2 separate regions of the Mus musculus genome follow, and region 1 is linked to region 2. The links are chromatin contacts, found by Hi-C or POLR2A ChIA-PET in ENCODE. All regions are on one chromosome and are shown on one strand. The core of a region is the stretch at or near the end of the contact, and the rest is flanking DNA. Distances in the headings are between cores, read along the strand shown. Region 1 holds the start of Ip6k1 (inositol hexaphosphate kinase 1). Region 2 holds the start of Mon1a (MON1 homolog A, secretory traffciking associated).

Region 1 (5,175 bases), core at 901-3,400, 110 kb after region 2:
TTGCCTAGCTTTTACTTTTCTTAAAATATACTGCAGATTTTGGGGCTCTCTCGGCCGCTCAACATTGCTGGGTTTTGAGGGTCCCAGCAGCCCTCATTGACAGCCTGCCAACTGTGTGGAGAGGTTTTGTTGGGAAGGAGCAGAGAATCTGTGCTTAGCTGTTCCTGGTTCCTGGATTACTGAAAGCCTCTTTCTGATGCTGAGCCCCTGGCTTTGTATCTGTTTCCTCTGAGTCTCTATTGCTTAGCTCTTCCTGTGTGAATCTAAGTTGTTGCACATAGCCAGGGGTTTTGTGACAGCCTGGAGAACAGATTTTACTGTGTGCAGTGCTGACACCATGCTCAACCTGGCGTCATGTTTATCTCCAAGAGATCCTATTGTCTGAATAGAGGGTATGCTTAACCGTATTAGCTTCAAGTTCTCTCTCTCTCTCTCTCTCTCTCTCTCTCTCTCTCTCTCTCGTTTTGCAAGGCAGGATTTCTCTGTGTAGCCCTGACTGTCCTAGAACCTGCTCTGTAGACCAGGCTGGCCTCAAACTCAGAGATCTACCTGCCTCTGCCTCCCAAGTGCTGTGCCTAAAGGCGTGAGCCACCATGGCCCAGCTATTTTCAAGTTATCTCAGTCGTTCCTCTCCTGTCAGCTCTGTGGGCCTAAACCCTATCAGAAAATTGGATAATCTCCATTTTGGAGCAGTTATGGCACCCTAAGTCCAGGAAGAATATGAATGCCCTCTGTGAGGGGAAAAATGACCTGGGCTTTATTATTTTAGAGTCAGGGTCTCATGATGTAGCCCTGGCTGGCCTAGAACACACTATGTAGACCAGGCTATCCTCAAAGTCAAGAGATTGGCTTGCTTCTGCCCCTCAAGAGATTGAAGGTGTATACTGCCATGCTCTGCCTAAGAAAAACTCTAAAAATTAGTTTTATATGTATGTGTGTCTGTATGAATATATGCCACATGTGTGCTGGTGCCCATGAAGAGGGTGTTAGACCCCCCATAAAGCTTTGAGCTGGGTGATGTGGGTGCTAGGAACAGAACCCAGGTTCTCTGTGAGAACAGCAAGTACTCTTAACCACTGAACCATCTCTCTTAATGGGGTGTCTATCAAAAGAAGAGTGTTAGAGACTTCAGTTTCAGCAGCCTGAGCGGCTATAAGTGTTTTTTCCTGAGTACTTGGCTTACTCTAAGAGCTTATTAAGTCTGTTTCTTGTTCATCTTCATTTTATAGACAGAGCAACTAAAGAGAAGCTAAAGCTCAAAGTTCTCAGAGTTAGGGCGTTTTGGTGTGGGACCAGGTGCTGTGATGTATCCTAACCTTGAAGCCAAAAGCCCCGGGTTAGGTGTCTACTTATGGAGAACAAGGGATGGTCATTTTCGGACTCATAGTTTGCCTTGGAGATAGATCATGATAGCCAAGGGCAAAAAGACACTGTGTCACAGGAACTTAACGGTGCTCTGAGGCAAATAAGAGCGATCACTATGTGCTGAGACTTGAGCTGGTTGCAGATTGAATTCTTATGCAAAATAAGCCGGGGAAAGGGGAAGCCGAAATCGAAGAGGTAGCACAGACGGCTGTGCCTCGGGACTGGTGAGAGACAACGCTGGGAGACGCTTAGAAAACACTAACTCCGGAGCTAGAAGAGTAGAAGGACCCATCGCCACCACTTCCTAAGACTGTGTGACCTTGGCTCAGGCTCTTTTCTGCGCCTCAGTTTCCTCACCAGTTAACTAGGGACGATCCCAAGCACAGAGGCAGGGGACAAAGCAAATACCGTACCTATGACATTCCCTAAGTGTGTGCGAGAGGATGATAAACGCTGCCAGCTCAAAACCGAAACGATTGCGCAGGTGAGAAAACGAAGGGCTCTCCAGCATCACCCCCATCGCTGCTAAAAGCTCCACTGCTAGCAAACCTGAGAATGGCGCGCATGCGTCAATTCCTGCCGTCACAGTCACGTGCCCCAGGCATTCTGCACGAGAGGCACGCCCTGACTGACGGAACAGTTGACGAATCAACGCGAAGAACTCCTTCAGGCGTCCCAAGAAGAGGCTATTGATTGGAGATAACCTCAGTTAGGGGCGGGTTCTTTGCTGTCCTTGGTTACTATGACGCCCGGCCCCCGCCCCCTCGGCTGGCCGCCATCTTGTTGTTGATCCGTACCCAGTGGGCAGCGCCAGGAGCTGGACCGAGCGGCCGGTGAGGGGCCGCTGCTGCGGGGCTCAGCCACCAGCGCCGCCTGCCAGGGGGGCGGGCCGAGACCTGGAGGCCCGGGGGGCCCAGCTCCCGTGGGGAGCCTTGGGCGCCCGCTGCCCGAGTCGGGCCGGTGAGTGACAGGAGTCGGGCCAAAAGACCCGCCCGACACCCACGGCGAGGGTGGCGGCGGGCGCGGGGTTGTTGCTGGCGCGCGTAGGTAGGGTCGGGACTTGGGGCGAGCATCACTGGAACATCATTCCAGCATCCTGGTTGGCCTTCCGCCGAGCCTCCCAGATGTTGACACGGAGGCTGGGTGGGCAGCCCGGGTGGAGGTCGGAGAGCCCTGAGCCCTGGGACCGGCCGGCGGGGTACCGGGAAACCTGCCTTTCAGACCGAATCCCTGGGTGCCTGAGAGCCGGCGTGCTGAGACGTGGTTGCTGCCAGCTCGTTCTCCCGGCCGTAACGTTCCTCCAAATCAGCGATAAACGTTACGTCGCTCTTAAGATTTCATACTCCTGCGAGTAAATTTTCAGGCCGCTTGAGACTAAGATGAGACGAAACAGGCCTAAAATGCCTTCTGAGCCAAGGAGGGTGGTATCGGGGCCCTGTGCTTTTGGTAGGGCTATGATCCTCTGCCTGGCATCACCGAGATCCCTCGGCGTCTTCCGTGCTCTTCAGGGCTCACTGTTTACTGCTTCTTGAAGAACCTAGCTAAATGTCCACAGTGGCAGAGTTTTATTTGGGGTATAAGTTGTTTGGTGCTCGACTTGGAGTATGTGGTTTAGGAGGATAAGGATGATGATGATTTGATTAATTTTGTCTCTTAAAGAGACAGTCCGTTAGGAGACGTAGGAGTGTTGGGACTATTAAAAACAAAAACTGAACTAGGGTATGGGAGCTCATGCACTAGGCTGAAGGAGGAGGATTGCCATGGGTTGCGGGCGGGCCAGGCAGAGCTACCTAGCAAGACCCTGTCTGCAGACAAAAGCAGAGCTGAAAGCTGTTGATGCTTGATGAAAACAGCGAGTCAAGCTTAGAGTCAAGATGGAGGCGGGGCTGGCAATCCCCAAAAGAGTATGCAGCTCTAGAAAGGGTCCTGGCTGCTGTAAATCACATTTTTACCCAGGGTCCCTTAGGTTCGCCACACAGGTGTCTTGTATGTTGTCGTCATATGAAACCCACAAAAGACGATTAAGGAGGCCAAGCAGGAGGTGTGCTCGTAATGTCTGTTAGGATCATGCCTCCTCTGAACGTTTAATTTTGGGAGAAACCAGCACCCTGGGCTGGAGATGATACCTTTGGGAGACTGGGCTGAATGCAGCCGGCCGAGGCAGCAAGTTGTGAGGAGAGGGGACTTGAGTAGTATTTATGCATTTCATTGCCCTTTCATCTTTTGAATGACTAATAAAATTTTAGCCTTGGTGAAATAAGTTTCTTGGATAGTTATTAAGGGAGAGAGATGCTAAAGTCTGAATTGCCCCACGACCAGCTCCTAATGCTTCTTTGGGGGGGCTGGGGGGATTAAATGATCCACAGGGTTACTTACATTTTTGCTCTTTTCTGCTAAAATAGCAAACTCTAATCCTCTTACTTCATTTTGGGTATTGGATTTCTTAGTGATATAGAAGGAGACTATTAATCAAGTTGGCAGCATTGACTAATGTGTACAGTCTTAGGGAGTTCAAGTGCCCATTAAAGTTTCTCCTTGGTCTAAGCCTATCTTAGGACTGCTGTCCCAAGAAAATAAAAATACAGGAGAACTTTTCACTCTTATAATGCTTTTATTAGCTCATGAATATGAATACAGCATCATGCTAGATTCAACGGTTATCCAAAGACAATAGCATCATTTCTGTGATGGGTATTTTAAGTACTGCATCTTGAAGACCATTACTATAGTAGTGGGTCCTGTCTCTGTCTTTGCATAATTCATTTGTAAACTTGAGCACTTATTCAGCACTCTAGGTTATTTTGGATGGTTCTCCTTGTGTATCATAGGCTGTTCTGGAAACTCAAGAGTCACTGTCATCCTTACTTTAGGTGTACACTTAGCAGGCTGCCTGGCCCAGCTCCCCCTCCCTCCCTCCCTCCCTCCTCCCTTTCCCTTTCCTCTGTCAGCCTCCCCACTCCTGGCCCCTTCTTTCTCTGTTTTTCAGACAGTGTCTTTCCATATCTCTGACTGACCTGGAACTCACTCTGTAGACCAGGCTGGCCTTGAAATCACAGAGATCTACCTGCCTCTGCCTCCCAAGTGCTGGGATTAAAGGCGCGGGCTGATTTAGCACTTTTAAACTATTAACAGCTAGAGATCAGAGATGGTGGTTATTCTACACTGATCAGAAGTCTACACAGGTACAGGCTGCAGAGACAAGCAGATCTCTGAGTTTGAGGCCACCATAGTCTACAAATTGAATTCTATGACACCAGGGCTACACAGAGAAACCCTGTCTCAAGAAAAAGGAAAAGAAGAGAAAGAAACAGGATTATAAGATGAGCTCTGATTTCCTGATGAGCATCCAAAGAGTTGCTGCCCTGCAGCCCCAGCCTATGTCCCCAGGCTTTATCCTTAGCACCCACTGACTGAATAGCTTGCTCAGCATTCCATATGTATTTTGCTCCCCAGTTCCTCTTGCCAGCTGAGTGTCTCGACCTTTGTCCTTGTTCAGGATTCTGTCACTTCTGTCACTTTACCTCCATCGCTTATCTCCAGAGTCCAGTTCAGGTTCTCCCTAGCTTTATAAAACATCTTTCAAACATTTAGATTCCTGGAGAATATTCCACTCCCTTTGAATAGCAAACCATTAAAGCCGCTTAAGCAACAGAGTAGGATTTGATGTATTTTTACTGTGTGTGGATGTGCCAGTGCTGTGCATGTGTGTGTGCGAGCCTGTGCATACACATGTCACAATGTGTCAAAGTCAGAGGACAACTTCTCCTGCCATAGGTTTTAGAGATACAACTTTATTGTCTTGTTAGTGTG
Region 2 (5,811 bases), core at 2,427-4,926:
TGTCTAGGTCAATCCAAAGTAAAGGCAGAGATATTCTGTGACTGTGAGTGAAAAGGAATGGAAAAGAAGGCATGCGCTATGATGCACTATAAAAGGACCAGGAGAGTAAAGTTGCCCAGCTCCTCGAGGACTGTATAATATGATTTAAAGCTTTATTTTGATACTAAAAAAGTTTCAGTTCAGAAAGTGTTATTTTTTTTAAGGTTCAAACTTAACAGAGATAATGCTGCAAATCCTAATCTTATAAAAGCTACTAACTTATTTTAAACTGTTAAAAAAAATAACAGTTTTAGCCAGGCAGTGGTGGTGCACGCCTTTAATCCCAGCACTTGGGAGGCAGAGGCAGATGGATTTCGAGGCAGCCTGGTCTACAAAGTGAGTTCCAGGACTGCCAGGGCTACACAGAGAAACCCTGTCTTGAAAAAAATAATAAAATAAAAATAACAGTTTTTTTTTATTGGGAGTGGGAGTCCCCAGCACTCTGGACTTCTGCAGAATAAAACACACTTTGCTTTTACATAACAAAAAATAATTAAGACGTGCAAGTTAATGATCGGTCACCTTATAAAGACCAACTTCTTTTGGGGGGGTTGTTTGTTTGTTTGTTTGTTTTTTGAGACAGGGTTTCTCTGTATAGCCCTGACTGTCCTGGAACTCACTGATCCACCTGCCTCTGCCTCCCGAGTGCTGGAATTAAAGGCGTGCGTTACCACTGCCTGGCTAAAATGCTGACTTTGATTTGCTCTTTTTCTTTTTTGTTCAGAGTCTCCGTGAGAATCCTACATAGGCCTGGCACTCACGCCCTCCTTGCCTTCTGCATACTGCACTTATAGGTGTGCTCTCCAACCCTATCAATTCTGAACTTTATGATGACTTAAGGTGAGATTCGTGGGTGAGGCAGGAAGCCTGAAAATTCAATGCCTGCCCTGGCTACAAGTGAGTTCAAGGGCAGACTGAGTAACCTACTGACAACAGGTCTCCAAAAGAGATGGTTCTCCTTGGCCTGTACTATACAGAGTGATGTTATTGGTATATTTTAAGGTAAACTATTGCAATCTAATGCCCTCTTTTTTTTTTTTTTTTTTTTGCCTTTTTTCTTTTTGAGAAAAGACTTCATTCTACAGCTCTGATTGGCCTGGAACTCCCTTTGTAAAAAGGCTAGCCTGGGACTGACAGACACCCACCTGCTTGTGTACAGAAGGAAAAAAAATCCCACCTATTGCAGTGGTACACCTGTAATCAACACTTTTGGAGGTAGAAACAGGAGGAAAAGGAGTGCAGGCCAACATTGGCTACAGGAAACCTGTCCTCAAACAAACAGATGTAGCTATAGTGGCTTGCTTCTATAGTGCCTAAGCACACACCTTAGAGATGCATGCTCACCAGCTTATCCCAGTAAATAAAGACTCTGTCATGTCTGATGGGGATTTTGTTCTTGGGAGCAAGAATGAGGACTGGGGGAAAGAACTGCTTAATCTGTAGAGTGCTCATGGGTAAAGTGCTTGTTTTTTTGTTTTGTTTTTGTTTTTGTTTTTTTAGGTTTTTCGAGACAGGGTTTCTCTGTGTAGCCCTGGCTGTCCTGGAACTCACTCTGTAGACCAGGCTGGCCTCGAACTCAGAAGTCCGCCTGCCTCTGCCTCCCAAGTGCTAGGATTAAAGGCATGCACCACCACGCCCGGCTAAGTGCTTGTTATACAAGCATGAGCAGTACCTAGGGAGATGCCAAACACAGAGGTGGGAATCTCTAACCTCAGTGTTGGGGCTACAGAGACAGGTGGATCTCTGGAGCTTGCTGGCCAAGGCAGTCTAGTCAACCAGTGAACTCCAGGCTCCATGAGACCTAAAAGTGGGACAATGTCAAGGAAGTTTTAGTTTCCTTCTGCTGCTGTGCTAGAACATTCTGACCAAAGGCAACTGAGGGGAGGAGAGGACTGATTTCAGCTCACAGGCCACAGTTGATCCTTAAGGAAACTCAGCACAGGAACTTTTGAAGCAGAAACCAGGAAGGAACCCATGTTGCTTGCTGGCTCACTCAAGCTGAGTAGCCCAGGACCACCTGCCCAGGGAATAACACTAATTGCAATGAGCTGGGCACTCCTGCATCAATTAACAACTGAAACAATTCCCCACAGACACTGTGTCAAGTTGAGAACTGAAGCTGATTAGAACAACACCCAACGTAAGATGTGCACACACACCCCTGCACATATTCCCATACATATTTGCACATACATGAACACAGAACATACATATGCACACAAAAGAAGACCTCGAACTCAGAAATCTGCCTGCCTCTGCCTCCCAAGTGCTGGGATTAAAGGGGTGAGCCATCACCGCCCTGCTCAAAAATTCTTACTTTAGACTCGTATAGTGAAATAATATGAAATGAAGTATATAGGGAAAACTTGTATAAATTATATTTGCTTCAAGGTAGGAACCTGGAAGCCAGAGCAAGCAAAGAGAGGAAATCCTGAAAGACCTATGGAGACTTGGAGAAGTTCCACTCCCCTTCTCAGTCTCCACTGCAAAGGAACGAACTCCCTCTCACATGGGACGCTTCCCTTACCCAGCATTTAAGGGTCTGGTAACCCTGTGGAAACTATCTCCAGGAAAAGGTCACAGGTTGTCATCATGTCAGTCACACATATGCCAGTATTATGGAGCCAGATTTCAAATTTGCATGGGAGAGAGGGAGGGAGGGAGAGAGAGAGAGAAAGAGAGAGAGAGAGCACACATATGCCAGTATTATGGAGCCAGATTTCAAATTCGCATGGGAGAGAGGGAGGGAGGGAGGGAGAGAGAGAGAGAGAGAGAGAGAGAGAGAGAGAGAGAGAGAGAAGAGAAGAGAGAGAAGAGAGAGATCCCCAACTTCTCCGACCTCCTTAGGGAGCCTGTCAAACTGCAAGGAAAAGTCAGAGGTTTTTGACTTTGTCCTTTATCTCAGAACTATTGGGATGACTAACCATGAAGCTTGAAAAGTAAGCAAATTGCTTCAGATAAAATATAAGTAATACTAGCCATTCCCTAATTTTGCTTCTTCAAACTATTCACCAGAAATAAGGGCTGCTGGGAAAACTTGTTTTCCTGTTTTTATTACTTTGTGTCTAGGAAATTATAAGCAGTGGTTCCTTGCCCTTAGAAATCACCCAGGAGCTTTTTCAAACAACTCCGATGCCTCGTACCTCACATTCATCCCATTAAGTAAAAATCTATAGGATAGTGTCCAGGCATTAATGTTTTTTTAAAAGCTCCCCGGGTCAGTTTATGTGAATTGTTGAGAATTGTGCTTTCTATTGCCTTAAAATAATATACTGTGACCAGACTTAAGGTCTTTTTAAGCAACAATTTTTGAGTCTTTTCAACACGTCCGCGTCTTGTACAGTCTATGTGGTTGTGCTCACTAGTGGCATTTATCCAGCTCCCTAAACTTATCATCTTTCCATGATCGGTGGGGAAATACTGACGTTCGTTCTGGTCCCTTAAAGTAAACATCTAGTGGGTGTTTGGGGGGAAGGGTAGAGGACCCGCCTCTAAGACACGGAAGAAGGCGGTGCCAGGTGAGGCAACCCGGGTCCTAGGTCAGACCCCGCCTCTGGCATCGCCAGGCTCGGGAGCCCGGAACCGCTCCCGCAGCTTTAAGGCTGCGGAGAGTTACGGACTACATTTCCCACAATGCACACAGGGGCGGGCTGGGGCTGGCCAAGAGGCTGGAACCGGGCCTCCGCCACCAGAGGCCGGTGAAAGCTGTCTTCCTGCGCCGGTGGCCGGTTAAGGGTCGGCAGGAGAGATCGGTTCCTCCGCTGTGGCCATGTCTGTATCCTCCAGGGGCGGTAGCCCCGCGAAGTTGCACTCTGAGGCCAGGCACTGCTGGACACTTATATCTCCCCAGGGGTCTGGCAGAGGGCAGTGACTGGTACCCTCGGTAGGTCCTGTGTTTCCCCAAGAAACAGGTGAGTTCGACTGCTAACCCACGTGGCCTGGGGGCGGCGAGAGGCGGGCAAGCTGTCATCTTTAGAGGGAGGGGCTTGAAAACTAGGGGGGGGGGGTGTCCCGGCCATCTACTGCCCCGATAGGGGTACTGCGGCTCTTTGGGGTCCTTTAGCCGGCTGGTCCCAGCTAGGCACTAAGAAAGATGAGGCGAGAACTCATCCTTTGGCCGGGAGAGCAATGTCCCATAGGCAGCAGACACCAACCCCCAATTCGGACATATTCGGCCCACAGAGTTCTCTTTAAAAGGAGGATGGTGGAGCGAGGCAGGCAGGTCTGAAAGGGTGAGCCAACCCTTTCTAGGTAGAGTTTGCTTGGGAACTGTGAGCAGCCTTTGTCAGGAAGGGGAGTGGCCTCTAGAGGTGACAAGGAACTAGGCTCATTGTAGATCCTGGAGGCATCCTGCTGAAGCAGCCACATCACAGTCCCAATTGAGCCCTGACTGTCAGACTTTCTGAGTCGTCCTCCCAAGTGGACCAAAGGGGTCAAGATCAAATTTGAAGCGCTGTTAGAACAGGAAAAAAGATCAAGGTTGTTTGAAGCTAGTAAGGAGGGGCTTTTGCAAGACCCTCCTCTCTCAGGAGCAATCTGAAGGAGGGAGGCGCATTGGAAGGAGGGACAGCATCAGCTTTTTGTTTGTTTGTTTGTTTTTGTTCTTGGTGATTTTGTTCATAGGCTCTGCTAGAGGCTTCTAGGAAAAGTTGCATGCCCTGGGAGCACTTAGAGGAACTGCCTAAAAAGTGTTCCTGTAGAGACCACTGGAGCTGTTCTCAGACACCTCCCTTGCATAACGGCTCAGGACCAGCTTTTCCAGGAGCACTTGCTGCAGAAATCAAAGTCTATTGGAGGTGGGAGGTGGGCTTTATCTGCTCCACTCAGCCTTCTTGCCTGAGTGTGTGGGTATCCAGAAAACGGTTCGCTTCACCAGGCCTTCTGGTTGGAACCCCAGACTGACCTTGGAGAGGATAAAAATGCTATATGATCTCACATAGAAGGAGAACTTTTGTGGAAAAAAAAAAAAAAAAAAGCACCGGCTAGCTCTAGACAGCTGGCCCTGCTCCGTTCCCTGTGCAGGTCCTATGCTGGGGACACTCAGGAACACTGGATTTATTTAACCCTCAGAAGCACAAAAAGTGTCCTGAAGGAGCATGTTGTCAGGACGGCATAGCTGGTGTAGAACTTGTTTGGAGTTTGAAGGCAGAAGTACAAAGCCACAGAGAGGGCATTGTGCAGACCTAGGAGGTAGATAAATTTGGGAGAGATAGCTAGAAGCAGCTGAGAACTGGCAACCTGGCTCTGCAACTGCAGAGAAGGTAAGAACAGCTTGCTTGATACCGGGGAGGCTGAGGCCCGTGGCTCTTTGACCTGATGTCCTGGGGCAGGGGAGAGGGGGTCAGAAGGAGGGGTCCCTCAAACTAGAGCTCATGCTTCCTGAGGTCAGAAGTATGTTTGATCAGGTCATTCCTCAGGCCCTGGCTGACTGAGAAATCTTCTAAAGGATTGATTGGCAGGACAGAGACCACTGGACCTGTGTGTAAATGCAGTCTGAGTGCTAAGAATAACCACAATGTGCTAATAGCTTCAGCTGAGTATAGGGTATGCTTACTCTGTATAGCCAGGCCACATGTATTATCTCATTTAATCTTCCCACCCCATACATCATTCCTGGCTGTTTGCAGCCATTCGGTACCATTTTATAAGTAAGAAAACGGACCAGTAAAACCAGTTCCTCCAACTGCAGAGCTGCTTTTCCTGACTACTTCCAAGGACAAGCTGTCTCCACAGGCAAGAGTTTTCTTGCCTGACCCCAGGTACACTTGAACT

Evidence for each region. A loop is a pair of places that touch in the nucleus more often than their neighbours do. ChIA-PET counts read pairs that join two places held with the same protein, here RNA polymerase II (POLR2A).
Region 1: POLR2A ChIA-PET joins it to region 2 with 14 read pairs in Patski. The contact joins the promoter of Ip6k1 here to the promoter of Mon1a in region 2. A Hi-C loop is called at or near these places in 1 of 37 maps with a recorded cell type or tissue (T-helper 17 cell). POLR2A ChIA-PET finds 5 or more read pairs at or near these places in 4 of 5 experiments (Patski and embryonic stem cell).

Annotation. Positions count from the first base shown.
Region 1 is chr9:108,000,498-108,005,672 of GRCm38, forward strand. It overlaps Ip6k1 (inositol hexaphosphate kinase 1), which reads left to right and starts at 2,151. Exons shown (of 6, transcript NM_013785.2): 1 at 2,151-2,325. 4930535L15Rik (RIKEN cDNA 4930535L15 gene) reads right to left here and starts at 1,922. Exons shown (of 4, transcript NR_166685.1): 1 at 1,779-1,922.
Region 2 is chr9:107,884,453-107,890,263 of GRCm38, forward strand. It overlaps Mon1a (MON1 homolog A, secretory traffciking associated), which reads left to right and starts at 3,677. Exons shown (of 6, transcript NM_028369.3): 1 at 3,677-3,950.